Linked DNA regions of Mus musculus: region 2 is linked to region 1. A link is a loop called in an ENCODE intact Hi-C map of the cell type or tissue named here. Cell type or tissue: heart. All regions are shown on one strand. Links, peaks and the distances in the headings refer to the core of each region. The heading gives the core; the rest is flanking DNA. Region 1 holds the start of Kat2b (K(lysine) acetyltransferase 2B). Region 2 overlaps Pp2d1 (protein phosphatase 2C-like domain containing 1).

Region 1 (15,494 bases), core at 6,834-9,333:
CTGGTTTCCAGATTAAGTTCCAGGACAGCCAGGAGTACACAGAGAAATCCTGTCTTTAAAAAACAATAAACAGCTGGGCGGTGGTGGCGTACGCCTTTAATCTCAGCACTCAGGAGGCAGAGGCAGGCGGATTTCTGAGTTCGAGGCCAGCCTGGTCTACAAAGTGAGTTCCAGCACAGCCAGGGCTATACCGAAAAGCCCTGTCTTGAACAAAACAAAACAAACAAAAAAGGCAAATGTTTTAAAAACGGAAACATTGTCCTTTATCTGGTACTCCCTGCAAATGCTCTGGGCACAAGAAGATCCCTTCAAAGCTTACCACAGCAGGTTATGAAGAGAAACAGGCCTTCTAAGTACTTTCCACCTTAAGGTTTCTCTGCCTGGTACGCATCATGGTCTTGGCAGAGGCCTTGATATGTTGAACCTCCAGCCTAAGGCACTCTGTCATATGGATTCTCTGAGCAGCAAAATGATGGGGAAAAAAAAGTACAGCCAGTGTCAGGAGCCATTCCACATTCAGTCAATGGTGGTTTCTCAAGGAGTCAAATGAAGCTGACAATTTCCTCTTCAGAGCTTGGGGAAGCAGCTTGTCTCCCCCAGGTAAGACGGGGTGGGGGATGGGGGTGGTGGTTGGTGGGGGGGATGGATCAGGAGGGGGAGGTGCATTAGCACCAAACTGGAGCCTTCCCCCAGGTATTATAAAAGAACATTTCAAACACACACACAGGAGAGCTGAAGTCATCATGACTCCAGCGTTACAGTGTCCTGCTTCCTTCTTTGACTATTCTCCTGTTTCCTTCTCACGTATCCAAAGGACATAGCTGTAAGACATTCCAGAAGACCTTGTGTAAGTAGAAAATGTACAGCAAACACCCAGGCTCCAGGAGCCCTGGCAAGCTACTCCGAGACGCACACATGAATTGAAAAGATAAAGAATATTGAAAAGCAGGGAAGGTTTTACTTTGTTTTGTTTGGGGGGGGGGGGTTGTTTGTTTGGTTTTTGAAAGGTTTTCATGTAACCCAGGCTGGCCTCAAACTCCCCAAGTACCAGAGGGTGACCTTGAAGTTCAGCTCCTCTTGCTTCTCCCAAGGTGGAATTACAGGCATTTGCCACCACATGCAGTTTTTGCAGTGCTCAAGTTAGAACACCAGGCTTTGTGCATGCTGGGCAACTACTAACTAAACTACACCCAACCCCCGGAGATTAAAAATTAAGATATGCCAGGTAGTGGTAGCACGCCTTTAATCCCAGCACTTGGGAGGCAAAAGGTCTACAGCGTGAATTCCAGGACAGCCAGGGCTATACAGAGAAACCCTGTCTCAAAAAGCCAAAAAAAAAAAAAAAAAAAGTTAAGACATTAATCACTCCTTTCCTCTCTCTCCCCTTCCTTCCTTATCATACCTTCGATTTATTAATCATACATATAATTCACGATTGCTTTTGTTATTTTTATTCTGGCTCTCTCTTTCTCTCTCTCTCTAACACACATACACACACACACACACACACACACACACACACACTATCTCTCCAGCCACCCCAATACTCTCTTCTATCTAGAGAGATGGCTCAGTGGTCAAGAGCACTTCCAGAGGTCCTGAGTTCAATTCCCAGCAACCACATGGTAGCTCACAAACATTTGTAATGGGATCCGATGCCCTCTTCTGGGGTATGTGCAACAGGATGCTCATATACATTAAATAAATAAATCTCTTTTTAAAAGAAAAAGGAAGGCTGGGCGTGGTGGTGCACGCCTTTAATCCCAGCACTTGGGAGGCAGAGGCAGGCAGACTTCTGAGTTTGAGGCCAGCCTGGTCTACAGAGTGAGTTCCAGGACAGCCAGGGCTATACAGAGAAACCCTGTCTCGAAAAACCAGAAGAAAAAAAAAAGAAGAAGAAAGAAGAGGAGGAGAAGGAGGAGAACAACAAGAACAACAACAAGGGCTTTTCTGTGTAGCCCTGGCCATCCTGGAACTCATTCTATAGAATGAGCTGGCCTTGAACTCAGAGATTCCAAATGCTGGGATTAAAGGCATGTCCCACCACTGCCTGACATAATTTCTTTTTCTCTTGGGCTAGCCTCAAACTTCCAACCTGTTTGATTCAGCTTCCAATGTCCTAGTGTTAAGAGTAAAAAAAAAAAAAAACAAAAACAAAAACAAAAACCAAAAAGCAAAAAAAAAAAAAAAAAAAAAAAAAAAACCTTCTAGCCAAAAGAATAAGATCTTAGGCTTGGGTTGAGACATAACATTTTAGTTGGACTGGCTCATCACCTGGCCTAGAGACAATCCTAGGAATGTAGTTACATGTTAAGCCATGCTAAAGAGATAGACGGAAGAAGTAATGAGATATTGTACTTTTCCTTCCCAGAATTTCTACTCCAGATGCAATGGCTTATAGGCTATTGGGCTGTACCACTGTAATATAGCTTGTAAGTCTATCAGGCTTTCTGAATTATTCAGTGAAGTGTAACTTCTCTTCCTTCTTTGTTTCTAGTCTGTTTTGTCCAGAAATGCCCTATGATACTCAGGCTAGCCTTAAGTTGGGAGATTTGCCTGCCTCTGCCTCAGAGTGCTGGGATTAAAGGCTCATCCAACAGATACCTCCAGCGTCTGTATCTCATGTAAGCATGTGCTCCCTAACACTTTAGGCTTCGCCTCTGAAATATTGGGTTTCCTTAACTCTTCCTCTAAAGTCTCTGTAGTACAACCAATTTAAGCTTATCCCTGACTAGCTTAAAAATAAACGAAACTCAGACTATGGTTATTTTATTTGGCTTTGACAATTTCTAGAGGGTAACCCCTAATCTGCTTTTCTAACTGTTGGCCTGGCTACCTCTGTTGGCCTGGCTACCTCCCATCTGTATATCCCAGATCCTTGTTTCTCCTGGCCACGTGCTGTGCTCATCGCCCATCTCCCCTCATTGCCAGCCTCCTCTCTTCTTTCTTCTTCTCCACCAGGTCTCCCCACTCTCCTATTCACCCCTAACCAGGTAATTCAAAACCCTCTAGTAACTGGTTGTGGGCAGTTTTATTTAACCAATTGTTTTACATCAAGGAACAAGGTTTGCAGGACAAAAGCTTGTAAATATAAGAATTGTCATGTAGGCAACTTTCCCTTTGGGTACAGAATTTAGCATTACAATGCACAGCAAACCTCTACATTCACTCTTCCTGTCACATGGTCCTTCGTCCTCTGTGTGTCTGAATTACATATCCATCTCTGTGGCATGGTCTTCTTTTTCTTTTCCTCTTATATTCTCCAAGCCAGGACATCAGGACCCTTCTAGTCATCAGGATTACAGTCATGTATCGCCATGCTCAGAAAGTCTTTCTTCTTTTAAAAATGTATTTAATGGGGCTACTCCAGTTCCAGGGGATCTGGCACCCTCACACAGACATGCAAGCAGGTAGAATACCAATGTACATAAAATAAAAATAAATAAATGATCTGAAAAGTTAATTTAATAAATTTGTTTTAGTTTTTAAGCAGTCTTGCTATGCAGAACAAGCTGTCCTGGAATTCTCTATGTACAATAGACTGGCTTCAAACTCAAACTTGTTATTGTTTTGAATGAAATTTCTGTAGTGCCGAATGGCCTGGAATTTACTATGTAGACTAGGCTAGCCTTGAGCTAAAAAAAAAAAAAAAAAAAAAATCCATTCCCCCACTTTTGCTTTTCTTCCCCCTAAAGTACCCCCCACCATCACATCTGCCCCTGGATCTCATCATCCCACTTTTTTTTTAAAAAATATTTTTTTAAGATTTTTATTTATTATTGTATCTAAGTACACTGTAGCTGTCTTCAGATGCACCAGAAGAGGGCATCAGATCTCACTATGGGTGGTTGTGAGCCACCATGTGGTTGCTGGGATTTGAACTCAGGACCTTTGGAAGAGCAGTCAGTGCTCTTAACCACTGAGCCATCTCTCCAGCCCCATCATCCCACTTTTGAGATAACATTTACACCCAGTGGTACATACAAATCAAGAGGACCATTCCATCAGTGTAACAAATGGCCAGAAGTGGAACCCAATACCCTTTGTTAATGTCATGATGATCAAACCTGATCAAAATAAAAGAAAAGAAATGTCAGGAAGAAGTTTGATCTGAGTACTACAGTCACTTAGTTATGTTAGAAAGCTGAATAGGCATTAGTAGGCCAATCCATGAGGATAGGCCTCCCCCTCTTCCCTTCTCCTTCACTATAAACCTTGGACTCCATCTTCTATTTACATGGCGATACAACTTTTAATTTAATTAAGTAATTTAACGCTAGGGTCCCATTATGTAGCCCTTGCTGGCTCGTTGCTCATTAGGTAGCCCGGACTGGATTTGAACTTGCTACCATATATGTCTGCTTCCAACATCCTGGGATTACATTTGTGAATTATTACTCCAAGCTACCACAACCATTTTGTAGAAAAGGAAGCATTCCAATTGCCCCTCCTTAGAACTTGAGAAACTAAGAAAGAGTGGAGGGTGGGAGTCGCAGGCTTTGATGAGGCCTATTTTAGAAAGGGCGGTTTCCTCTTCCTAAAGCTGGGCTATTTAATAAGAATTGTTTTAGGCTTATTGATTTTATGGGTGTGCATGTTTTACTTGCATGTAATGTATGCCATATGCATACATGGTACCCGTTAAGGTCAGAAGGAGTGGATCCCTTGGAACTGGAGTTAGGGTGGTTGTGAACTGCTATGTGGGTGGTGGGAATTGAACCTGGGTTCTCAGCAAAAGCAATGAGTGTTCTGAACTGCGGACTGAGATGCCCAAGCTTTTAAATTGTGACTCCATTTCAGGGAACCTGACCTAAGTTTGAACTCAGGGTAAGTTAACAGGCTGGTACTTAGCATTAGTTTCCCAGTTGCCCCCCACGACAAAACCTGAGCCTAGCTGCAGTCTCTAGGCTAAATACCCAACAAGACCAGAGTTTCCAGGTTACACCCCTCAACAAGACCAGTGTCTCCAGATTATTCCCCCAACAAACCTGCACCCCCAGGTCACAAGCCCACCCCTTACCTAACGACCACCAGTGCAGAGGGGAGCAGAAGTTAAGTTTATGATAGGACTCCCAGAACCAGCCAATTATGTTAAAGGGCACAGCAGCTTTCTAATTAGGTGCTTGCACATGAATCCCTGCTTGTTGCTTACTGTAAAGCCTTGCCACATAGACAGTTGAGGCTTCCCCACCACTATAACTGTCTTGCTTGAAGGTGATGTGTTGGGGGCAGGGGAGCTTGCTCAAATAGAATAAAGACCCTGCTGTGAGTTACATCAGATCAACTCCTGTCTGTCTTTTTTGGGATCACTAATATTTCCCTGGCACAACAGACTCTAGCATCAAGTCTGGGTATTTTACATGCTTATTTTTATATTTATTTATTTATTTATTTTTGTTTTTCGAGACAGGGTTTCTCTGTATAGCCCTGGCTGTCCTGGAACTCATTTTGTAGACCAGGCTGGCCTCAAACTCAGAAATCTGCCTGCCTCTGCCTCCCGAGTCCTGAGATTAAAGGCTTTCGACACCATGCCTGGCCATAGATTTTTTTTTTCTTAAAAGATTACATTTAATGTACTATTCGACTTTTTGTTTGTTTGTTTGTTTTTGAGACAAAGAGAGAGAATTAAAGAACTTAGATTTGGCCGGGCAGTGGTGGCACATGCCTTTAATCCCAGCACTTGGGGGGTAGAGGCAGGCAGACTTCTGAGTTCGAGGCCAGCCTGGTCTACAGAGTGAGTTCCAGGACGGCCAGGGCTACACAAAGAAAAACTAAAAAAAAAGGTTACAAATTACTGTCCTCTTCCAACTGGCCCTGTCAAATCACCACAAATCACCATTAGGTGTGCATGCTTTCAATAATCCAAGCTCTCAGAGGGCAGAAGCAGGAAGATATATGTGAGTTCCTGGCCAGCCTGGTCTACAGAGTGAATTCCAGGACAGCCAGGGCTACACAGTGAAACCCTGTCTCGAAAGGCAATAAATATCATCTGGCCAGGTAACCAGTTTTTAGGGAAACTGATATGCCCACAAACACATTAAGGAGATGGGAACATTTTTCAGTCTCTTAAATGAGATAATGTTCTTACATTTACCCATAAGCCCCTCTCGCTGTGCAGCCACTTACAGATCTGGACTGCTAAGCTTGTCTGCCTTTTTTTTCCAAGACAGGGTTTCTCTGTATACCCCTGGCTGTCCTGCAACTCACTTTGTAGACCAGGCTGGCCTCGAACTCTTGTCTGCCTCTTTTTTTTTTTTTTTTTTTTTTTTTTTGGTTTTTCGAGATTGTCTGCCTTTTTGACCTCTTAACTCAAAAGGTGTATCTTTGTTTTCACACCAGTTCTATCCCTTCTTTGGTTTCTGGCCAAGAGCATAAGCATACCACCCCTGGCCCTCGGGGCATTCTCCACTTTTCTCTGAAGGTTATATACATCTCCAAACCACCCTTTTGTACAGCTACTTACACCCCACCTAGGCTCCAAGTGCAGAACAGGCTTACTTTCTGCACTCTAAAAATGAGCCAGTTTTTCTCTTCCTTCTGTTTACCTTTGGGCAGCTGCCAGAATTTACAGTTCACTATAATACAATGGGCCTCAATCTTCCTTCTGAATCCACTTAAAAATTCTTAGATAAAGGACACTAAGAACATATAAGAGAACCTGGATTTCCCCAGTAAGTAATGTTTTAATGACATTATTGTAGAAACTTGAAGAACAAACAACCAGAGGACAGTGATGTAAAACCTGAGCTTTTTCGGGAGGCAGAGGCAGGAGGATTTCTGAGTTCGAGGCCAGCCTGGTCTACAAAGTGAGTTGCAGGACAGCCAGGGCTACACAGAGAAACCCTGTCTTGAGCCCTCCCACCCCCAACAAAACAAAACAAAAAACCCCTGAGCTTTTTTTTTTTTTTTTTTTTTTTTTTTTCCCCAGACAGGATTTCTCTGTGTAGCCCTGGCTGTCCTGCAACTCACTTTGTAGACCAGGCTGACCTCGAACTCAGAAATCCACTTGCCTCTGCCTCCCAAATGCCAGGATTAAAGACATGCTGAGTTCTTTTTTTTTTTTTTTCCTTGTTTCTTTATATACAAGGTTTCACTGTGTAGCCCTAGCTGACCTGGAACTCCTAACAGTAGACCAGAATTCCTCAAACTCACAGAGCCTGGCCAGTCTCTGCTTCTGCAGTTCTGGGGTCAAAGGTGAAGACCACCGCTCCTGGCCTGTTTTTTAATTAATTTAATTAATTTTTGAGGCAAGAGTCTTACTCTATTGAGCTTCCACACTAGGCTAAGGTCAAGCCTAGGTAAGGACTTCAGTTAGATGTAGCCTAGTAAGGCTGCAGTTTCACAGCAGGTGTCACTCCTTTGAGAAGAGACTTCTTTCTCTCTTGGCATTGCATTACTCTGCGTTAAAAGGACACAGAATCTGGCGAAACACATCTTGAGACATAAAATGCAACTTTAAGCATGACTGGTAAGAGTATTTGCAAGGGAAAGCCCATCCCATATGGCTGGAGTTCAGCAGGAGCTACCAAGCTTGCTAGACAACCAATCACAAATTCATTACGACCATTGTCCCACATTGTGACTATGCTTGCTCCGCAGAATTAGGGCACTTGCCAACGGTGCTGACCGGCAATGCAGGGCTATTCAAATCGCTTTAGGAAGGTTGACCCATGTGAAAAAATGAAACAATCTCTTCCTACCATCAGAGCCAGGGACAATAGTTTTGATTTTGAAGTTTAAGTCAAAATCGGAATCACTTTCCTGGACGCTGTCTTTCTGGTTAACTTGAAAACAATAGACACACTAGCAGCTGAAAGTAGCCAACCTCGAGTGAACCCCGTAGGCGGACTAATTTCAAACTTTTTCCATGCGTTTAGTTTTCATTTCGCCGACATGTAATGTTCTCAAACGAACAAGTATTATGTGATACACACACACACACACACACACACACACACACACACACCACACACACACACCATTGAGTCATCTCCCTCCCTCTCTGGTCATATTCGGTTCAGAAACTACCAGGAGAAGACGATGGGGAAGAATTGTTTAAAAAAAAAAAGTTTAACTCAAAGTCAAAAAAAAAAAAAAAAAAAAAAGGAACCCTTCACGCCATGATTTTGGTGAATTAGCAACAAAGAGGAGGATTGGCCGCTGACGGGTACTTCTGGAAAACATTTTTTTTTCCTCTGGCTCCCGCTAGGGTGGAGGAAGTTGGGTCTCGGCGCGGGAGGGTGTCAGGCCCAGGGACGCCAGCAGCGCAGGGCGGCAGGTGCCTGGGCTGCAGCGGCCCGGTCTCGCGGGTCGCCGGTCACCTACGGGCCCTGGCGCTCCCGGCGGGCGGCTACGCTCGCAGCAGCATGCCGGAGGCCCAGGGGAGCAGAGCGCGGCCAAGGCGCTCGGGCCCGCTAGCGTCCTAGCCGCCTGGGGAGGCGCGGGGGCCTGCGATCGCTGGCGGCCGAGTGCGGCGGGGGCGGGGAGGGCGCAGGGCGGCGGCCGGGGGGGGGGGAGGGTCTCGGCTCCGCCACCAGCGCCCGCGGGGACCCTGGCAGCTGCGGGTGACAGTCGGGGCGGCATGGCCGAGGCTGGCGGGGCCGGGTCCCCAGCACTGCCTCCCGCGCCCCCGCACGGTTCCCCCCGGACCCTGGCCACCGCTGCCGGGAGCTCTGCTTCCTGCGGGCCAGCGACCGCGGTGGCCGCGGCGGGCACGGCCGAGGGACCGGGAGGAGGCGGCTCGGCCCGGATCGCCGTGAAGAAGGCGCAGTTGCGCTCTGCTCCGCGGGCGAAGAAGCTGGAGAAACTCGGCGTGTACTCCGCCTGCAAGGTACCCGCTGGGATGAGCACAATCGCGGGGTCACGGGCGGGCTCGGACCCCCCCTCCCCTCCCCCACCCACTCCCAGCTTCCCGCCGGCACCGCGGAAGTGCTGCGTTCTGTGCGCGCGCTCTGCCGCTGCGGCTTGCACAGCATCTCACTGGGACAGGGGTAGGGGGTCTTCTAGATCTGCCGGTGTCCCTCTTCTGGGAAGGATGAGTCTTGGCTTCGGAGCGCTCGGCACTGGGGCTTTTTCTGCTCTGTAGGAGCTCGCGGGAGTCCTTTCACAGGGAGTGTAACTGTGCTTGGTGTGGCAGATCTGTCGGGGTTGGGAAGCAGCTTTTTTGGGGTTGGGGGCATCTTAGCGTGTGTCTCCCCGCGCTCGCCCTCCCCACTGAGCCCCGCTAGGAGGAGCTGGGTTGTGGAGCACCCAGAAGTGTCCTGGAATCCTGGCGCTCTACGGGAGCGAAGGGGCGGAGCGCGGGGTGGGAGGTGGGCACTGCCCCAAGCCCCTGTCCTTTGGCGCCTGGCGGCCTCGGCCGTGCGGCGACAACCCTGTCATTATTGTTATTATTTATTTAGCGAAAGCGGGATCCTGGCCGCTTAGGGTGTAAACAGGGTCTGGCAGGGTGACAGCCCAGGCGGCGAGCGCGTCTGCTCAGTTTGAAGACAGCTTTCTTGCCATTCTCCCTCTTTGGGGACTTTAGGCACCCAGGGCATCCAGCTGTAGAGCACTTGTAGGGGGCTCAGCATCTCCAGGCTGCAGGGGAGAGCGACTCTGCACTGTAGACTGCGGCTTTGTTTTGACTGGGTGACAGCAGAAGTGGGCGGGGACTTGGCCTTGTCAGCCCGGGCGGCCTGTGGTTGGGACCAGGCACTCACTCACTCACACCTCCCGTGTTGCTTGCTGCTCCAGCTTACTACTGTAAAAGGAGTCGCATCCGCAGCATCCAGGTTCTCATTCCTACTCCCCACTGTACAGCCAGGATGGATAAACCTGGTAGATGACTTCCCTTCCGGGACATTCTGGTTGTCGTGTTTTCTGGAGCTTTAAGGACCTTGGGGTCTCAAGCATGCCCTGCCCATTCCTTGTGGTCACCTCCTGTTTATCGATGCAGTCACAGCACCTGCTGTGCCTTCCTGAGAGGGCTCCAGTGCGGTGCCTTATGCACACAAATATGCTTTGGAATCGCTAAAAGCAAAAATCAGGAGGTCTGGGGTGGGGTCTGAGGAGTTACATTTCCAACAAAGCCCCCCAGGAGATGTGAGTGGCAACTGAGAATACTTTCCACGAAGCAAGTATATTACTACTTTTGAATTCTGCAGAGGAGCTGGGAAATACTAACGTCACGTGGTATAGACTAAGGCGTGCAAAAAAAAAAAATTGGAAGTATGTTTCTAAGAAATGGGAAAGGCGAGGGGCTCTACTCCAAAAGCTATTGACTTCCTTAGTTTTACAGTCCTACCAGTCCGACCTACCATCCACCTTAGACAGGACCTCTGGTGTAGCATGCCGGGGAGAGAGTGGCCAACAGAACCCAGAGCAAGTTCAAGGACTTAATAAATAGGCTTGGCCTTTGCAGCTGCTCTAGTCTCATTCAGAAAGCCAGCTATGTAGTCCTGACTTAGTTTTCAGTATTAGCCTGAGTCCCCATCACCAATACCCATCTCCATACTGCCTCCTGTCTGAAAACTTTCCAGTGGTTGTACACATGCATTCTTTTTAACTTTCTCTAGGTCTTCCTATGAAGTCCAGGATGGTCTTGAACTCCTATCTGCCTAGGATTACAGTTCTACCACCATGCTCCTCCCCTGGCCTTCCCAAATACTTTGAATTATTCATTATTATTCAATTATTTGAAACTTCAAGTGTATAACTTGAGAATTTTTTTTTTTTTGGTCATATTTTCTGACAATCTCCTAGGAAAGAAAAACCTGTTATTCTTTCTTCCTGCTTTTGAGAGACTCTGAAATGAAGTTTAGTGTGTGTGGTGTTTGTCTGCGAGTGTCAGAGAGTGTTCATCTCTTCTGTGTGCTCCTTGAGTCATCTCACCAGCCTGAAAGTGTGCCGTCTTATTTGCTGATTTATTTAGCTAATGTTATGAGGATTTCTAACTGGGGCTAGGCATTAAGCCAGGTACCAGGTTTATGGCACTGGGGTCTGTCTTTGTGGAGTTGTTGGAGTATGTGTTCAGATTCTAAGGTAAAGGCAGTAACGCAGTGACAGTGGACTCCAGTGGAGCCTTTTTGGGATGTAGGGCACGGGACTTGGAGAACTCAGTAGCTGTAGATCCAGTAGACGGAGGAAGTGTCATACTGATTTAGAACTTTTGGCCCGTTGGAGTTGGGTGGGGTAGGGTTTCTTGCTGTAAAGAGAAACTGAAAGCAGTTTTGAAAACTTGGAGCTGGGCCAACCAGAGCCTGCCCTCCTTTGCTTGGGGCCTGCTGGAGTGGGGGAGGGGTGAGTGTGGCCTAGTGGGTGTTTGGGAATACTGGACTCCAAACCTGGGAGGGATGTTATCTTAGATTAAAAAAAAAAAGACATTTTATTATGTGCACGTGTGTTCGAGTGCATATGAGTGGTCAGATTATTTTCTTTAAGCCCGGCTGATTGGATTTGATGAGGTTTCTCACATAATCTGTGGCTTTTTTTTTTTTTTTTTCTTTTTTCTCAGCTTGTCTTTGTACTTAAGTTGAGCAAGTCACAAAAGACAGCTGACACTACCTTTGCCAATGACTCTTGAGCCAGTGGGAGGACATCAAGGAAGATGGAAAAAGACAGATCTGGGAAGTCTTAGTTTCCTGGGGACCACTGAAAGAAAACAGAGATCTGACATTTAGACTTTATGAAACCGAAGAAAGAGGGAAGACTCTGTGTGTGACAAACTTGTCTTACAGGATCCAGCCTAGAGCTCTTTGAACTGTTGGTGGTAAAGGTTGCATCAGAGCCACTTGGCTTGTGTGACACTGCCAGAGCGATAAGGGAAGCATAGTCTTGACCTTGGTGACTTCCCATCCTTTTGTTTCCCCTTTCCTGAGTCTATTTTATGTGTCTTCCCTGGCTGACGTCTGTCTCAGGGCTTTGTGGAACAGTTCTCTTTCCACCTCAGGTCTCACACGTTTTTCTCTGGGATCTGAAAGGTCTTCCCTCCTGAAAACTCATTCCCTACCCCGGGGAGGGAGCTTATCACAAGGCTCTCTCGGAGTTTAGTGTTGATCTCACGTGCGCGCACACACACACACACACACACACACACACCCCAAACCCAAACAAAGCCAAACCCCGGGGAGGGAGCTTATCACAAGGCTCTCTCAGAGTTTAGTATTGATCTCACGTGCACACACACACACACACACACACACATACACACACACACACACACACACACACACACACACACACCCCAAACCCAAACAAAGCCAAAAGAGATGCAAAATTTGTTCCCAGATATCTTCTCTTTATTTCCCTACCCAACATTTTCATTAGGAATTAATTACCCAAGTGCCTCCTTCCTGCAAATTTAATCGTTACCACAATAATCAAATTTGATTGTTAATCCTACTGGTTAGAGATTAAGACCACTACCACAATCTTTTTTTTTTTTTTTGCTTTTTTTTTTTTTTTTTTTTTTCAAGACAGGGTTTCTCTGTGTAGCCCTGGCTGACCAACTCACTTTGTAAACCAGGCTGGCCTCGAACTCAGAAATCCGCCTGCCTCTGGCTCCCGAGTGCTGGGATTAAAGGCATGCACCACCACACCCGACTCACAATCCAGTTTTTTAACAACTGTTTTATTTATTTATTTATTTATTTATTTATTTTATGCGAGTACACCGTAGCTGTTTTCAGACACTCCCATTAAAAATGGTTGTGAGCCACCATGTGGTTGCTGGGAATTGAACTCAGGACCTCAGGACCTCTGGAAGAGCAGGCTGTACTCTTAACCTCTGAGCTACCTCTCCAGCCCATTATTTATGTACTTTCCAAATGTTGCCCTCCTTCCCAGTTCCCCCTCCAAGAGTTCTTCGCCCCTCCCCTTTTCAAGCTCTCCCCCCCACCCCTTCCCTGGGCCATAAGTTTCTACAGGTTTAGGTGCATCTTCTCCTACTGAGGCCAGACAAGGCAGTCAGTCCTCTGTTACATATATGCCAGGGGCACAGACCAGCCCATGTATGCTCTTTGGTTGGTGGCTTAGTCTCTGGGAGCTCCCAGGGGTCCGAGTTAGTTGACACTGTTGTTCTTCCTATGCGGTTGCCATCCCCCTCAGCTCCATCAATCCTCCCCCTAACTCTTCCATAGGGTCCCTGATGTCAGCCCAATGGTTGGTTGTAAGTGTCTGCATCTGTCTCAGTCAGCTGCTAGTAGAGCCTCTCAGAGGACAGCCATGCTAGGCTAGGCTCCTGCCATGCTTGTCCTTTGGGGTCTGGGTAACCTCGCTCAGGATGATATTTTCTAGTTCCATCCATTTGATGTCCTTGTTTTTAATAGCTGAATAGTATTCCATTGTGTAAATGAACCACCTTTTCTGTACCCATTCTTTGGTTGAGGGACATCTGGGTTGTTTCCAGCTTCTGGCTATTATGAATAAAGCAGCTTTGACCAGAGTAGAGCAAGTGTCCTTGTCGCTACCACAGTCTTAAGCCAAATTTGAAGCAAGCTTTAATTAAATACTGGCCAAGTCTGTAGAAAAATGGCCATGGATCATATTTTGCAGGGACTTTAAAAGGCACAACTCATAATGCACTGAATTTCCCATCAGATCCAATCAGGGCCAGGCATGTTTTACCTGCCTACATTCCCTCTGGCTTAAATCCAATCAGGCCAAGCATACCTCGTGCCCACATGTGATCTAGTGCAGCTGGTGCAGATGGGTCAACAAACCAACCAACAAACAGCAACCCATTCTTCACTGCAAACAGAACACCCCCCCCACCCCACCCCCACCCCCAGCTGAGGACCGAACCCAGGGCCTTGCATTTGCTAGGCAAGCGCTCTACCTCTGAGCTAAATCCCCAACCCCTGCAAACAGAATTCTTAACCTGCAAGTGTATTTTTCCTGTTTTGGTCTTACATTCCTTCCCTGACTTATATCTTGAGTCAAATCCTTGACTCTGTGATGACCTGTTTATACTGGGATTTAATAACCATCAGTTTAGTGGTACCCAGACAGGACTTAGTTAGGCATTTAGTTAAGGCATCAATGATGCAAGAGTAATTATAGCAGAAGCAGAAGAGCCAAAGGCCCTGTGATGGCTGACATCAGAGTTACTGTGTTAGTGGAGGCTAGAAGTGGATGGGGCCCCAGTCAGGTCATGTCAGCTCTCTTTTTTGGATTTTGTTTTTTTTTAAGTACAGTCAGATAATAATTATTCTGAGTGGTTTATATGGAAACAACAATTTTCTTTTAAAGCCATGCAATAACCTCTTTGTTTTACATTGGGCAGGTTGAATGTCCTATTACACTGTAGAACTGTCTCAGCTAATGAATTTACCTATTGATAGATTTGGGGCTATTTGGTTTTTAACTGGTACCTTTCTTGGTATGCCAATGAGTATTATAGGTGTTTGTCTCCTGTGCCAGAGAGTGCCCTTTTGATCTAACATTCCAGCCTGTAGGGGGACAAGGGTCGACATACTTTTTTGTGTAACTATTTCCTGCTGGAATTAGGAAGTCATTATCAGGGCCTAGGAAGGCTGGAGTGCTAGTCAAGGTCACCAGGAAATTCAGGCAATGGGACATTTATCAGGAGCATCTGGTTTGCTGACCCCTGAAGGGACAGAGAACAATCCCATCAGTTCTCATCAGCTCTCAGCAAGTCCAGGGCTCATGAGCAGGCTGTAGTCAGCAGCTGATTCATGGATGGCGTCGGTCAAACAGCAATCTGCTGGGACAGATAGAGACTGCAGACAGAAGCTGAAGTTAGGAACTTAAAAGAAAATTACATTTGGAGCGTTCAGGCCCACAGACCTAGTAATTGTGGGAGGAGAAGGAGTCTCCTGACCAGGACAGAGAGCCCATTCTCAGTAATGGGCCGGTGAGGAAACTTAAGCTATACTTAACTGGAGTCCTTTTGACCTGAGGGAGGTGGATCCAAGTCTTATGATGCCCTGAAGCCTACATGATTTTTTTTTTCTTTAGTTTACAAAGAGACATAAAATTTTCAAGATATATTAGCATTAATCTGTACTGAAGTCCACACTGTAGAAAAAAATAGCGTTACCAGCTTATCAGAACTCCATTAATCAATGTTAAAACTCTGGCCCTTTGAAATCTTAGTATAACAATAGCATAGAAGGGGAAAGAAGTCCAAAACATCGTCTATTTTTCATATCCCTTAAATCACTTGCTAATTCGCATTTATATACCTGAAAACATTTTTTAGACCCTTAGAACTTATTGAAGCTTTCATATCTCCAGACTTTTGTATACCTTAGAACATTTTCTTAGACCCTCAGAACTTGCATAGACCTTAAACCTTTTTCTTTCCATCTATTCATTTACCAGAGTAGGTATTACTGAGAAGTTATTTCAAAGCAAGTTCTGTAAAATAAATGAACAGTAAAGAGTTACGTCTGAAGCCTGCTTTTCCTTTAATATGAAGCCTGTTAGCAAGGCAAACCCGTCTGCCTTTCTTAACAAGAGATCTGGTAGCTCTAGAAAAAGGTACATTTGAT
Region 2 (15,494 bases), core at 7,548-10,047, 54 kb before region 1:
TTATGCTCATTCCAAAACCCAACTTGGTGTTGATTATAATATGATATATAGTGCTGTTTTATTCGGTTTCCTTAGTTGTGAGTCCTGCATCCACTCTGCAACAGGGCTTCACAGCTTGAGGATACAGAACACAGAGTTTGACTGCACTCTGTGCCAAACTGGGCTTGTATTGTAGGAAAGTGCCAAAGCACTACTTGTGGTGGGAAAGAGCAGTCTGAGGTACAAGACAGCCAGAGCTAGTTGGGGGGAGGGAGTGGGGGGCCTGGTCCCAGGCAAAGCCTTCGAAGAGGCTGGGGCTCTAGACTTCCCAGGCACTTGAATACCCAGGCACATTTGGAAGTGGTGGAAGAACTGAGAACAGTGGGGTCTGGGGAGGGGGGCTGGTTTTAGCCCTGGGCTAGGGAGTGGGAGCAGGATGGGGAGCTCCGACTGGTCTCATGGGAAGAGTGCTTGTATTGACTGCAGGCTCAGGCTTTATGGTGGTCTTGGCTGGGAATGCAGAGAGGCCTTCTATGGGAGATGAGACAGCTGCTCTGTAGGCACAGGTCTTCTCTATGGCTCCCCACTGAGGATCCTGATGAGAAAAGACAGTCTGTAGTTCTGAATCATATATTGCCATGGTGGAAAGTGGATGTGTAAAACCATACCCCACTTCTCAGGGAGGGCCTGAGTTTAAATACCTTTTACAGGGAGGAGTGTTTGGGAAGGATTGGCTACACCCTCCAGGTCTCTATATACCTCATTAGCATGGAAGTCTGTCTTGAACCTATGTGACCAAAGGTCACGTCCTTTTCCTCATCTGCATGTGGAGGGGCTTGGGCTGTTTCGGGGGGTGGGGGGGCTACAGCTAGTGGCAAGGGCCTGGTGCCCAAGAGCAAGTGAAGCTCCTACCATCTCTTCAGGGTCTCAGGGGCTTCTAGCCTTAGCTCAACCAGGGACCAGGTTACCTTTCACCATCCTCTTCCCATACCTAGTACCATTGTTAATCCATTTACTGGGCATTACATGTAAATGCATCTGACTGAACATTTATCATTATTATACATTACCGAACCTTCTCTAGAGTAATTTCTAGGATGACTCAGTGGAGTCTTCCTTCCCAAGCATCAGTGCAGGTCCTGCTTCCTGAAGCTAAGATTCTAAAGATAATATTGATGAAGGGAAAGTAGGCAAAATAAAGGGCTAAAAAATGGCAAGATGGAGGTATATGGCTTAGTGATAGTTAACTTGTGTAATGTGTATGTAAGGTCCAGGATTCAGGTCGGCATTGGACATAAAACACCACTCTTGGTCGTATTGCTGCTTAGTCCTCAGGATAAAGCCATGTGTCTAGCAGGTGAACTTTAGTGGGGAGCATATTCCACATAACCAGTATTCTAGCAATATATAATATAGCAATTTATAATCCACAAAGCTGTTCATGTGTATTAAGTATTGGTATTTGTAGATCAAATCAGGGTTTGTCATAGCCCAAGAAGGAAAAGATGTTATAAGTCGTGTAATTGATTGGATTACACAATAAAGGACAAGTTTGGTTGGGTTGATTATTCTGTCAATAGAATTTGTTCACATCCTGACTTGACTTAGAATTATTTGTGATAGCCCAGAGAATGTTGCTGTAATGTGAGCTTCTTTATAAATTTTGTAGCTGGCCATGGTCTATTGGCTTGGATTTTATGTGTGTCTTGCTTGGTTTTGTTTTTCAAAATGGAAATCTTGATATGCTACTCGGGCTAGTTTTAATTAACTTCCTGGACTCAAATGATTGTTCCAACTCCTTCTCTGTACTGAATCATGGTAATTACAGTCATGCCGCACCATGTCCAGCAGCTTGTATATAATAGACAGTTAATGATTATAAAACACGCTAATTGGGGCAGGAGAGATGGATGGCTCAGCGAATAAGAGCACTGACTGCTCTTCTGAAGGTCCTGAGTTAAAATCCCAGCAACCACATGGTGGTTCACAACCATCGACAGTGAGATCCGTTGCCCTCTTCTGGTGTGTCTGAAAACTGAGTGTACTTACAACAATAAATAAATCTTTTTTAAAAAAAAAAAAACAAAAAAAAGGCTAAGTGTAGCTAAGTGGTACTAGACTTCCCTAGTGTGCACAGGACCCAATACGACATAAGAAAACTGTGATTTCTAAGGGAATTGATATAAGAATTATCTGTAGTCCTAGTTAAATTTAAGTTTAAATGGTATATCTACAATTGGCCTCTACCTACTACTTCGAAAATACTAAGAGATTAAACGCTTTTAATACAGCAAAGAGTGGGGATTATTGTTTGGGGAAGAGTATTTTTATTTTTGTGGGTTGTTTGGTGCTTTGTTTTGCTTTTTGGCATTTAGTAAGTAATAAACCTTTGAAAAGAGCCAACAGTCACATAAAACTTTGGAAATAACCCAACAGGGAGAGTATTATAAAGAAGCAGGTCTAAGTGATTTTAATATGAATAATACAATTTTATTTTGTTTATTTCTCAGCTAAAAAGCTGCCAAAGAATGAACCACAGAATCCTGGTGCAAACTCAGCCAGAGGACGAGGAGTAGACCTTACTGAGCCTGCACAGCCAGCCAGAAGCCAGTGTTGTAGTAACTGAGCTCCAGTGTGAACTTCCTGAATGGCAAAAACCATGGAGTTGGGAGCATTTAGCCGGCCCAGTGTGACTTCCAAAAAGAGACTATGGTAGAATCAAGTTTCTAATTCTGAATTATTTTGAGTGTTTTGAACTTAATTTTTAATAACATGCATGTGCTCCTCCAGCAGTAGAAAGGAAAATGAGGACTGTGTGTACACTTGTTCCATGTGAAAGTGCAGGGGAACAGCTCATCTCCAGTGGGTATGGACCCACTCTTAACCCACCCAGTCTCCAAACTGGGATAATAGTCAGGAATGACATGTTCAAAATTACTAATGTATGCTTTAGAAAACATTTTTAGAAGACTTACGCTTAACAATAAAACCCAAGCAAATGGTGTAATTTGATTTTCTTAAAAAGTCTACATTTCACATATTAATAAAGCAATCCCAACAAAACAGTCTTGCATCTCCAGAAAGAAGGAATGAATATTGATGACATCTTAATTTTATTCAGTCCCATTACTTCTTAAAATTTGATTGAAAAAATTAAGTCACATGTAACCCCATGCTGTTTTAGGAATATGAAACCGATAAATGCATTTTAATGATAGTGGTCCCTTCATATGAGCTTCTTTTAAAAAGTGGAAACAAACCAGGTATCTGCTTTCTAGTTAATCACTGTTGGCTATTCCATAGAGGTGTGTCTGGAACAGGGAGGGGGCTCTGCTTCCCTTTGGGCATAATTAGTCAGTGCACTAACAATTATGTACATTCAAACTTGATTATTTTAAATATGATCTTCAGCTGTACTGTAAATAGAGTACTGCATTGTAGTCTCCATATGTTTATTATTTCCTATAATATTTAAGAATTGCCTAAACATATACAAAATGTACAGTTACTAAAACAGCTAATTATTTCTTTCTTCCCCTATGAAAGGAAGGGGCTTTGCTGTTCTTACATGGCTAGAACCATAATAAACAATGTACTTGCAATTGTAACATAAGTATTACAATGTTATTAGTAATAATCTTGAAGCCTTGTTTTTTGAAGTCCATTTTATTTTAATCAGTATATTGCACTAATTATTTTAGGTATTTTCATTATATGAAATCTACCATGTGTCAGATGATTTAATCTATTTAAGTGTTGATCTGCTAGCAGAACTTGTACATTTTACAGTAACTCAAAACTAGTAAGGAGAACAGTTCACCGGTGTTTAGTTTTATATTGAGGTGCTCAGGTTGGAATAAAGTGATGTAAAAAGCAACACTGAGTTTTCTCTGTCTTTGACATAAAGTATACACCATAATACGCATGATATATAAGCTGCAGCTTTTGTATTTCCTTCCCGGTCTAAGGAATGGTTTTCACGGGAGTCTTTGTAGCACTGTTTGCTGTTCTAGGTCATTGGAATGTTTTTATGTCAGCCTGTGATACTCGCTCCCATTGAGAAACATTACCATAACAGTGATGCTGTCTCTGGAACCCCCTTCTATTGCAGCACTTACAAGTTCACAGCCAATGTACTCAGCTGCACCTTTGTAGAAATTCTTAATACATAGTTCTTTCTCATTTTCCTGCTTACTGTCTATAGTGGGTAAGCTGCTATTTTCTTTTGTGCTACAAGGGTCATAAGGGGTCACTTTTGGAGAAAATGTACCCTGATGAGTGTAAGCTTCAGCATATATTGAGTCAGATAGCCCTTTCGTCCCATCTGCAGTTGACATAATGTCTTCATTTTCAGGCTGGTACTGGAACAGCACTCGGATGTTACTGTCTGGTGGGGAAAGAAGGCCTATAGGTGGCCAGGGTTTGCTTTTAGGGCGAGGAACATGGGTTTCTTTATATGCATGAAACAAGGTGATTACCAGTGCAGTGACTTCCTTCTTGTCCAAAACTTGCCAAAGTCCATTAGTGGCTAAGATGAGAAACTGACATAGATCATCTATAGGGACAGAGATTGTTTGCGGTGCTGGAATAATGGACTTTTTTAGTCTGAGGTTTCCATGGAATCCAAGACCCCGGGTGGTTTTGATGTGCCCATCCAGGAGGCCATAGGGGTCATCTGAACTGATCACTGCTTCGCTGTAAAGGACTCTTCTTCTTTCTTTGGTGTTTCGTGTACTGTGTTCCTTGGTCAGGCAAAACCCTTTTCCATTTCTGCATAAGACTGCTTGCACGTTTCCTAGACAAGTGTTTTGTTGTTTAAGAGAAAGAGATCAAAAGATTAATCATCAGTTCATATTAACATATGCAACTTACTAATTCTGTTTCAATGCTAAACACAAAGTATGACATGTAAATATTTCTAGAATATGTAAGCTCAACACTGTACACATCCTAATTCAAATCTCAGTGATAACCAGTAGACTTTAAAACACTTAACAAAACAAAAACAAAAAAAAACCTACAGGTCATGAAAAATAATTTCTAAATTAATTTTTTTATGAAACTGTTTCAAAGAATGGTTTTTACTGTTTTTTAACATCTATTCAGATTTTTAAATATTCAAATAAAGGGTTTTTTTAATGTTTAAATTATGTGTATGTGCACATGAGGGTGGGTGTCTGTAGAGTCCAGAAGAGAGCATTGGATTCCCTAGAGCAGAAGTTAGTTTGCCATGACCCACCCAAATGGACGTTGGGAACTCTCTAGGGGAGCACCAAGTATTCCTAAACACTGAAACATCTTCCCAGCACCAAGTAATTAACAAACAACAACAAAATCTTTGGTGGGGTTTTGAGAGGTGACCCAGCAATAAAGAGGTCCTCTAGCAGAGTACCTGAATTCAATTACTAACATCATGTAGGTTAGCACACAATTGCTTGTAGTTTCAGGTATAAGGAGACCTGATGCCCTTGGCCTCTGTACTTGTGTGCACAGGACCACATACACATAAAAATGAGAAATCCTTAAAGGACAAAAACTGTTGGGGGCTGTTAAGAAAGTTAGTTAAAGACAGCTGCTACCAGGCCTGCTAATCTTGAGTTCCATTCTTGGGTCTCACATGGTGAAAAGAATTGTCTCCTACAAGTTGTCCTCTGACCTTCATATACAGGTATATACACACACAATCAATCAATAAATAATAAATGGATGAATAAATGAACAAAGTATGTATACATATATATATACATATGTATATTACTGGTCAAAGTTAAAACTCAAATGTATTTAGGATATGGATGATAAAATTCCACTGTTAAGTGTCCATCCTAGGTTTCCTTAATGTGTAATTAAACAGTTCTATAAGAATTCATGTTGGGGAAATAGGCAGCCACATTAAACTCTTGACAGTTGTTAACTGAAGTCTTCAGTAAGAGATGGCAGTATGGTATGACCATAGTTGAGATAAACCTGGGATATTTGCAACATTTTGCTTCATTAATGTCCTGAAGTCTAAATCTGGTCCAGACAGATTAAAAGATGCTGTTAGAAGGGGTTTGGATTTTTTTTGTTTGTTTTCCCCAAGATTTTAGAATCATCATATGTTTAAGAACAAGCAGTAGTTTTTGGTACAGCATTGTGATTCACAGCATATCTCAGGTGGCATTGGTATCTGAATACTCTGCCCCTGAAAATTAAAATTCCTACTTTAATATGCCAGTTCTAAAAGCAAAATTTGGTGGGGGCAGTGAGATGGTTCAGTGTGAAGAGACACTTGATGACCTGTTTGAGCTAGACCCCATATGGTGGAAGGAGAGAACCTGATCCCCAAAGCTGCCCTTGACTTCAACATGCATGCTGTGGCATACATGCACGTGTACCACACACTTTAAAATAAGAATATTCTGTCAGGTGGGGGTGGTGTGCCAGCACTCAAGAAGCAGAGACCTGTGAGTTCCAGGACAGTCAGGCTACACACAGTGAACCCTGTCTACAATCAAAGAATATTTAGGCCTCTAACAGTGCTATACTTGGAATCAGAATTTTGTTGCTAATGTGTTCAATTCTGTTTCTTCAACTTTTAACTTATTTTTGTTTTTCTTTTGATTAATTTTGAAATAGAGTTTCAATATGTAGCCCATGCTGACCTAAACTTGAGATCTTCCTGTGTCTGCCTCATTTCAGAAAAACTTTTTGATTTGTTTAGCAAATAAGAATCTAGGCTTAAAAGGCTGAAGTCTGTCCAACTGGTATGATTTGACAGAAAGCCTAACCTGATGTGAGATAAACAGTAGTCTTGCCTCATTAACATAATAGAATGAATGCTAATTGAGGTCCTGGGTTGCTTGCAAAATGTGACCCTGTGCTATGCAAATTATGCTCCCGCAGTCTGCACAAATTTCTATTTTCATTCTTCTTTTATCCTAACTTGTGGATCTTTTACTTTGATCTGTAGCAGGTAAGTCAGTAATTATTGAGTGGGGAGGTTTGGTTTGGTTTGGTTCGGTTCGGTTCGGTTCGGTTTGGTTTTGAGACAAACTTCATATAGCCTGAGCTGGCCTTGAACTGTCTTTGTAGTTGACAGTGTCTTAAAATTCCCAGTCCTCCTTCTATCAGGTGCTATCATGCCTTCTTTATGGGTTTTAGGAGACATTCTGAAAACTGAGCAATGTCACCAGCAAAGCAACACATTGCATTTAATGTGGCAACTGGATAAACTATTAGGATGTAGTTCAGCACCTTTCTTAAAATAGAGAAAGTGTATGTATGTGTAAGTAATGCTACTATAGGTTTAAAACTATGTGGGGGGAGTAGCTCAACTTTCTAATGTTCTATGTGACAGCTTGAATTCACATACTAGCTTAAGCAGGAAGATGGTAAGCAAGCACTTTGGCTTTATACACTTCTGTAATATGGCAGATACATGTGACTATTCTGGTTTTTAAAAGGAGTAGTAACTTGGTAGTATAAGGCAGGTGGATTGCAAGAGTGAGGCCACTGTGTCCAAAAAACAAAGGGGGCAGTAATAGTCACTGTGGATCAGGGTCTAGCCCATCTCACCAAACACGATCCTGGGCAATGTACTGTAATGTTGTAAACAACGTGGGTCTCCACGTGTTGATGAGTTGATGCAGAAAAAACAAAGTTCTTAAGTCAGAAGATGATAATGGGCTGGAGAGATGGATCACTGGTTAAGAACACTTAGTGGGGGGCTGGTGAGATGGCTCAGTGGGTTAGAGCACCCGACTGCTCTTCCAGAGGTCTGGAGTTCAAATCCCAGCAACCACATGGTGGCTCACAACCATCTGTAACAAGATCCGATGCCCTCTTCTGGAGTGTCTGAAGACAGCTACAGTGTACTTACATATAATAAATAAATAAATCTTAAAAAAAAAAAAAGAACACTTAGTGACCTGTCAGGTGGTTCACAACTGCCAATAACTACAGCTCTGGGGGATCTAATGTGCTCTCTTCAAACTCCACAGGTACCTGCACATACGTTACACTCACAAAAACACATAAGAATAAATTCTTTGTAACTTCTAGCTTCTTGTCTTTAGTGACTGACTAAATCTCAGAAAATGGGAGAGGAAAACAAAACACTAAAGGTGAGAGAAAGGGGGAAGAACGGAAAGATGAGAAGGGAAGAGAAAGGAAGAAAATTTGACATGGTGGCTAGTATCTGTAACCTCAGTACTCAGAATGAGGCAGGATTGCCACAAGTTGGAGGACAGGCTGGGTTAGAGTGAGATCCTGTCTCCAAAAGGAAGAAAATGGCTTGCCAGTATGGAGTTTATAACATCCAGTATGTTGAGATGCTCAGAATGAGGCAGAAGGATTGCCACAAGTTAGGAGGACAGCCTGGATTAGAGTTAAAAAGAAAGAAAAGATGGCTTGCCAGTAGAAAGAAAACTAACCCTGAAAGTTGTCTGGTCTCCACACATGCACCATGATCTTTGTGAGCTCAGGTCATCTGCATTTAGAAAAATATTTACTTCAAAAAAGGAAAAAAATAGAAGAGTGAAACAAAGCACAGATTAAAGGAGCATTTGTAGGCAGCTGGTAGGGTCCAATGGACTAACACAAATGATGTGAGTGATCTTAGACAGGAGCCTTAAAGAGAAATAGATCCATCAGTCAAATAAATGGCTTAAAATCTGAGAAAGAGAAAATCTTTCAAGTAGCCACAAGGAGGAGCCACATTCTGAACAAGAGAGGCTTAGACAGGGATGCCAGCCAGGCCAAACAGGGAAACAGATTCCAACAACTGAGAAAAATCTGCCAGTCTGTAATTCCACACCAATTGATTATTTCCTTTAAAATCAAGGCAAATAATATCTTAAAATTCATCACTAGCCTTGTATGGGTGGTGTATTCCTTTTTCCTAGCCCTTAGGAGACTGAAGCAAGTGGATCTCAGTGAGCTTGAAGCCAGTCTGGATTACAGAGCTACAGGTCAGTCAGGGATACATAATAGAGACCCTGTCTCAAAGAAAGGAAGGAAAGAAAACAACAGGACATCCACATGGTAGAAACCAAGGAATTTTCCGGGTAGGAAACAAACCAAATGAATAGGTCAGCATAATGGAATTAAGAACAAAAGGAGTAGGAGTTCCTGAAAGACGTAAATACAAAATGATGCATATAGAAATACATATATAAACATCATTGTATGATCAAAATAGTGATTGAGCCAGATTACACACCTGTAATTCCAGTACTCTAGAATGAGAACGGTGAAAGCAGGGGAGGGGGGCGTTTGCCAGGCTAACTATACTGACCTAGTTCTGGTGTCAACTGGATGCTGATAAGAGTCATCAGAGAGGAAGGAGCCTCTATGAGATCCAGGATTTTCTCAATTAGTGATCAGAATGAAAGGCTCCAGCCCATGGTAGATAGTGCCATCCCTGGGCTAGAGTGGTACTATAAGAAACAGGCTAAGAAAGCCAGTAAACAGAACCCCTCCATGCCTTCTGAGTTTGAGTTCATGTCCTGACTTGCAATGTCTATGATCTGGAAGTATAAGCTAAATCTTGCTTTTTGCATTTCTCGCAGTCATAGAAACCCTGACTAAGATAACAACTAGCTTAAGTTACCTAGAAAGACCATCTCAAAAGGGGGGGGGGGGGTGGCGCTAAAAAGCTGGTTCAGGGGTTAAGTGCAAATATACCAAATGAAATGACAATACTGAATGAAGGAATGTAGAGAAATCACTTTTTAGCCATTGCTAAGTGGATAGTGTCCTGTAGACACCATTCTGAAAAGCTGTGGCAATTCCACCTACCCCCACCCCCACCCCTGCAGACATGACCCTGTATATGTATATGTATGAGTGTAAGTACTTTAATCCCATAAGGATTTAATGAAGTAAAGAAGTAAAAGATAAAGGAGAATTGTCAGATAGAATATAAATTAGAAAGGATAAGGACGAGAACTTAGCCAGGGCTGATTGCTGACACCCCAGTTTTGAGAGGCAGAGGAATTCCGTGTTGAAAGTAAGAACAACAAAGTGGGCCTTGTGAGAAGAGTTTGCCCAGTATCTTAGCCAGTTTAAAGCTCAGAAAACTGAAGGAAAAATGGTTCCTCTATTAGGAAATTAATACCACATGGTCACTGAGAATGAAACAACAATCTGTTACACACGCGTTGGTCTCTCCTTAGGAAAGTCACTGCAGTTAGTAGGGTGCTTGGCAAGCATTCAGTCTAGCAGCCCCAAGAGTTAGGGTACATGTCTGTAAGTCCAGCTCTCAATAGGAAGGAAGGCAGGATGATCAGAAGTTCAAGGAAACTCCCCTGGACTATACAGTGAGTCTGAGGCGAACCTGGGAAACAAGAGTCCTGTCCCCAAAAGTATACAAGATTGTCTTAGCAGTTATTAATCAACTTTCCACCCTCAAAAAGAGTGGGTTCCTTATGTCCATTTTGTTTGGATCTAGGCATAGTTACTGTTTTTAACCTGTACGACATCTCTGTTATGTCATTTGGAATTGTTTTAACTTACTGTCTACACACACAGAGAAGGAGGGAATAAGAGGGAGGGGGGAGAAATATGAAACATACTATAAATAAAGTAAGTAAAGAGGCCCTGGCCACACCAGCTGTCTAGAAGATGCAGAAACTAATTTATCTGCCTGGAAGACCAGAGTCACCCAGAAAGGACACTCTCCAACCTTTTGAGTGGCCTGCAGGATGTGCAGTGTGCTCCAGGTTCCCAGCCTTTGTGAACTGTCACCCATGCTGGCAATGGGCTTTAGTGATACAGTGTCTAAGAGTTATTTCTGCCCCTGTAAGTAACCCTCCTCCATAATCAGCTAAGTAGCTCCAGTAAAACTCATCTGTTCCCCACATTGGACTTTGATGGTCTCCATACTTTGGTCTATCATGGGCTCCTTATCTGGGGGTACTTAGAAGTGTGTATTTTGTCTTCCCAGGAAAAGTTTCATTACACAATTCATACCAGTACCCATAAAAATAGTTGCTTGGTTTTTGTGTCTGCAGTCTATTTAAACTGGAATTTTTGTTTGTTTGTTTCTTAGTTGTTCAGTGCAATTTCTGCACATTAGCAAATTGCTAAATAACAGTGGTTTTAGCAGCATGAGTAGGCATTTACAGATATTTAGGATGCAAATGAAGATACATACCAGCATTTGCCAGGTGTAGTACTCCAGATATGATCTGTGGAGTCTTCTGGAAGGGAAGACTGGTGGAACCCTGCTGATAGGTTTTTTCCCAGTCTTTATTAGCATGTGGGTTCTTAATCCCACCCTCTAATATACAAGTGAGTGCCGAGCAGCCGCTCCAGCGAACCCGGGAAGTCTCATTCCTTCCAAGCCGTAGAAGCCTATCCATTCTCCAAAATGCCTTTGCAAAGGCTTTGTGTGTATCCTCATACTCCCGTCTACTAGTTCTGAAGGTTTTGTATGTGGAAGAGAAGGCCTCTTCTCTGGCTCTGTATTCCTCCCTGAACACCGTGTCAAAGGAATTGATGAGTTGCTTCTGCTCAGCTGTCATTTGGTAGGAAGGATCCTGTATAGACAATTGATGGAGAAGTAAAACCTGAAACTCCTTTGATGCCAGGTCTGCTGCTGCATAACCGTAATGGCTATCAAATAAACCGAAAAAGCACACATTGGCCTTATCACCAAAATCGTTCACGACCGTGAATTTACAGTTCGGCTCCGCTTTCCAGGCTGAATTATTATTGCTACAGATGGCTATACCTTTAATCATCAGATGGTTGCTGTTTGGAGAATACGTAGAAGTCTCGCCAACCTTATCACAAAGTTTGAAGTATGATGGAACTTGTTTCTTCCAAAGAAACTCAAATGCGTAGTTCACATTGTGAAGGACTTTTTCATTGTATGTAGAAGATCTCAAAAGGTTAGAGATTATACACTCTCTATGAAGACTGACCAGTTTGGGCTTTGGTTGCCTCCCTCCCATCCACTGGAAACCCAGCATACTCAGAGCATTGTGATGTTTCTTATGGAGAAAATTCCTAGCTTTGTTCAGTTCTCGGTAGCAGACAGAGCAGGGGAATGTGACCATGTCACCAGAAATCAGCTGCTCAGTGGAATCCTCCAGGTCGATGGAGCGCTTTGGTCTAGGCCTTCTCCTTTTGCCAACCATTTTGCCAATCTTGAGATTCTCATCAGAAGTAAATGTTGAAGTTTTCTCATCCCACACTTTTGATCTCCAAAACACTCTGGGAGAAAGATGAAATGTGTGGTTCAGTGGTTAAGAGCACCTGTTGTGTTTGCATAGGACCCACATGAGGCTCATAACACCAGTAACTCATTCCAGACCTGATGGCCTTTTCTGACCTCTGTCTACCACTGCGTGCACATGCAGACAAAATACTTATACACATAAAATACATTTTAGAATATTTTAAGATGATTCCTGAAAGAAATAGTACACTCTCTTTGCACAGTCTTATTCATGATTTTATAGAAACCTACAGTTGAGTTTTATAAAGCCCCCCAAAAAGGTCCTTAACAAATCACTGATTGTTCCATGTTGGCCTAAGTGAAATTAAGTGCCCAGTCCACAAATTCAGCTAGACATCTGAACAAATACTCAGAGAAATAATATTTTACTCCAGCTATGAAGAAACATTTTATTTTATAAGTGTGTGCGTGCACGTGCAGATGATAGAGGCCAAACGAGAACATTCGATGCCCTCTTCCACCATGCTTCTCCTATTCCTTTGAGGCAGAATCTCTCCTGACACTGAAGACAGAAAAATAGCTGGACTGGGACTTCCTGGCTACCAGCCTCACCAAAAAGAAAAAAGTGAGTTCCAGATCCACCAAGGACCTGCCTCAAAGGATTAAGGCTTAAATGATAGAAGAGAGCCCAGCACACACTCTCATATACAATTTTAACATAAAATCCATTTGTAATTTTTAAATGTTTTCAATATAATTTATAGCCCAAAACAAGGTAGCAATGAGGTTGAGGTTGGCTTTGGCTACATGGTGAGTTTCTGTCTGGGAAAAAGAAAACCAAGAAAACCATAGAGTGTTACCAACTAACCTCCGTTAAACTAGTCAGGTCTCAATCTCAATAATAACGTTTTCTTTTCCATTTTGGTCATTATTGATCCCAGGGCTAGGCAAATGCAGTGTCTCTGAACCATAGCTCCAGCCTGTAATTAACTATTATATGTCTTTACAAATGAATGGATGACTAGAGAGTAGAGGGAGAAAGGAAAAATATTTTCTACAAGCCAGGAGTGATGGGAGCCCAACACACTTATAATCCCAGTACTCAGGAGGCTGAAACAAAATTGAGAGCTTGAGACCAGCTCTGGATATGTACTGAGACCTTGACTTTACCACACACATATCCAAATGTAAACTTTCTGAGAGTCCTAAAACCTATCTACAGGAGTCCCACAGATTGCCCTATAGCCATTACCTGAGCACACTTCCATCTCTTTGTGATGACCCAGGGTCATCCTAACTCTTTTCTACTTAACATATTTATATCATCTGCCAGGTCACAGACATACTTTCTACTAGGGACCCTAAGTGGCCATACTGGGGCTGACACAAGTAGGTGGTTTTCACTACTCTTCCTTGTCAGGAGCCATCCAGAAAAGGCTAAAGGCAAATAAGTTTTCTGGAGATGGCCCACCATTTTTTACATGGCTTATGATGAGTGAACTCTGAGAGGCAAGATCCCAATAGACTTCATCCCAGGATCACTTCTTACTGCTGATATACTTTTTCCTATCCCTATTACACAGCTTAATGATTCCTGGGCATCAGCCTACCTTCTTGACCAAATTTTCTGCAGATCAACATGAAGATGAACTTTCATGAGCTAATGCTGTTTAGATGAATGAATGGCTTTATAGAATTCCTGATTTGGTCAGTTTAGGGGAAAAAAAAAAGTATTCAGGAGATGGTTTTATCTGTTTTACCAGAAAGATGTAATAGTCAGAATCAAGAATAGAATGTACTCACTCCTCATAGAGGAAAGGAAGGAAAGGCTGCATAGTAAGGAATACAATGAGCTTTCACAATTAACACTAAAAAGAAAAATAGGGTTGGGACAAATTTGTGATCAAGGTAAAACATCCATGCTAGGTCAGATCCAAGGATGAAGCCACAGGTGGGCACTGTGATCAAGTGAGGCCATGGGGAAGTGCTGCTTTGAACTTAACTATCAACATCCTTCTATAGTTGCCCCCTTTGTATAATGTGTTATCTATGAGGTAATTTTCTAAAAAACTTTTGTCTAAGAAGATATAAAAAGGCCAGAGAAAAGGTGGTAGCATCTGGTACCATCCACTAAATGTATATACATACATACATACATACATACATACATACATACATACATGTTTGTTCATCAATACATATATGTGTAGGTGTATGTGTATGTTTGTAATATGCATGAACCACTTATGGAGTTGATGAGACAGGTGGTCAGGCCTGACATGAGTGAGTGAGTGAGTGAGTGTGTGTGTATGTGTGTGTGTGCATGCATGCATTGCCTATGTAAAAGATTTTCTTTTCTTCTCTTTTCTTCCTGGTTCACAAAGAGTTAACAAGCTCCAGAGTTTCTTGCCTGGCCAGCAAGGGGCTCCTGACTGGCTTGCCAGAGAAAGGAGCCCTACCAACCAATAAATCCTTTATTTAATTCCCCACTGTAAAAAGCAGGTGTTAATCACAAGAGGTCAGCAGTTTTGGGTCTTAAAATAGCAAAGTTAAGGAAAGAAAAAATATTACCAAAAGTAAATTACTTTTGCCCTACCAGTCACAATATTTGCCACTGCAGTCACCAGAGTCTCTGCCACTTTCCCTGAGAAACCCCCGAAATCTTCTTTCCTGCAATCTGCCTGCAGGAGCCCCTCTTCCCACCCCACTTCCATTTCCCGGGGATTGGATTACTCAGTGCTCACCAAGGGTTCCCTATCCTATTTGGATACACATTTTTTCCTAGCCCATCTTCATTCCTTTGTATCACACAGCAATCCAATGAAACATTTCTGTGTCAGGGACCACATAGGCACCACACTTGCATGAGTGGGCAGCAGCAGCCAAAGAAAAGATCAACCACCCAACAAAGACAAGAAATACATATATACCAAAAAAAAAAAAAAAAAAAAAAAAAAAAAAAAAAAAAACCCACATCAATCGTCTTAGCAACCCTGCAAATTCTACCAGGGAATTCCTAACGCTGAAAAACACCATTAGTGAAGTGGCTGGATACAAGATTGACAAAAACGAAAACAAACAAACGAAAACTCAATAACCCTCCTATATAAAAATGACAAATGTACTGAAAAAGAATCAGAGAAACAATATCTTTCACAGTTGCCAAAAATAATATAAAACATCTTGGGGCCACTCTAATCAAGCAAGAGAAAGACTTGTATGACAAAAATTTAAAGTCTTTGAAGAAATTAATTGAAGAAGATATCAGAAGAAGAAAAGATCTCCCATGCTCTTGGATCAGTAGGATTAGCAGAGTAAAAATGGTCATCCTACCAAAAGCAATCTACAG

The links. Hi-C counts contacts between places; a loop is a spot of excess contacts. Peaks named below come from ENCODE experiments on the same cell type or tissue, not always from the same donor. Only the 100,000 strongest peaks of a DNase experiment are listed, where the experiment ranks them.
Region 2: it touches region 1 in a loop (2.1-fold over the local background); 6 of 42 quality-filtered maps call a loop at or near these places.

The regions. Positions count from the first base shown.
Region 1 is chr17:53,558,749-53,574,242 of GRCm38, forward strand. Kat2b (K(lysine) acetyltransferase 2B) reads left to right here and starts at 8,223. Exons shown (of 18, transcript NM_020005.4): 1 at 8,223-8,830. The coding sequence starts at 8,582. In heart, for the core only: CTCF peaks have their summits at 8,222 and 9,229; DNase peaks (open chromatin) are centred at 7,593, 8,343 and 8,863; H3K4me3 peaks cover 2,119 bases; H3K27ac peaks cover 1,985 bases.
Region 2 is chr17:53,503,825-53,519,318 of GRCm38, forward strand. It overlaps Pp2d1 (protein phosphatase 2C-like domain containing 1), which reads right to left. Exons shown (of 3, transcript NM_173449.3): 2 at 11,117-12,180; 3 at 3,636-4,774. The coding sequence ends at 4,008. It overlaps Rab5a (RAB5A, member RAS oncogene family), which reads left to right. Exons shown (of 6, transcript NM_025887.4): 6 at 2,490-3,854. The coding sequence ends at 2,605. Among named protein-coding and RNA genes, the nearest start is that of Pp2d1, 28 kb to the right of the region's middle. In heart, for the core only: a CTCF peak has its summit at 8,667 (motif pointing right); no DNase peak of the experiment used is centred there.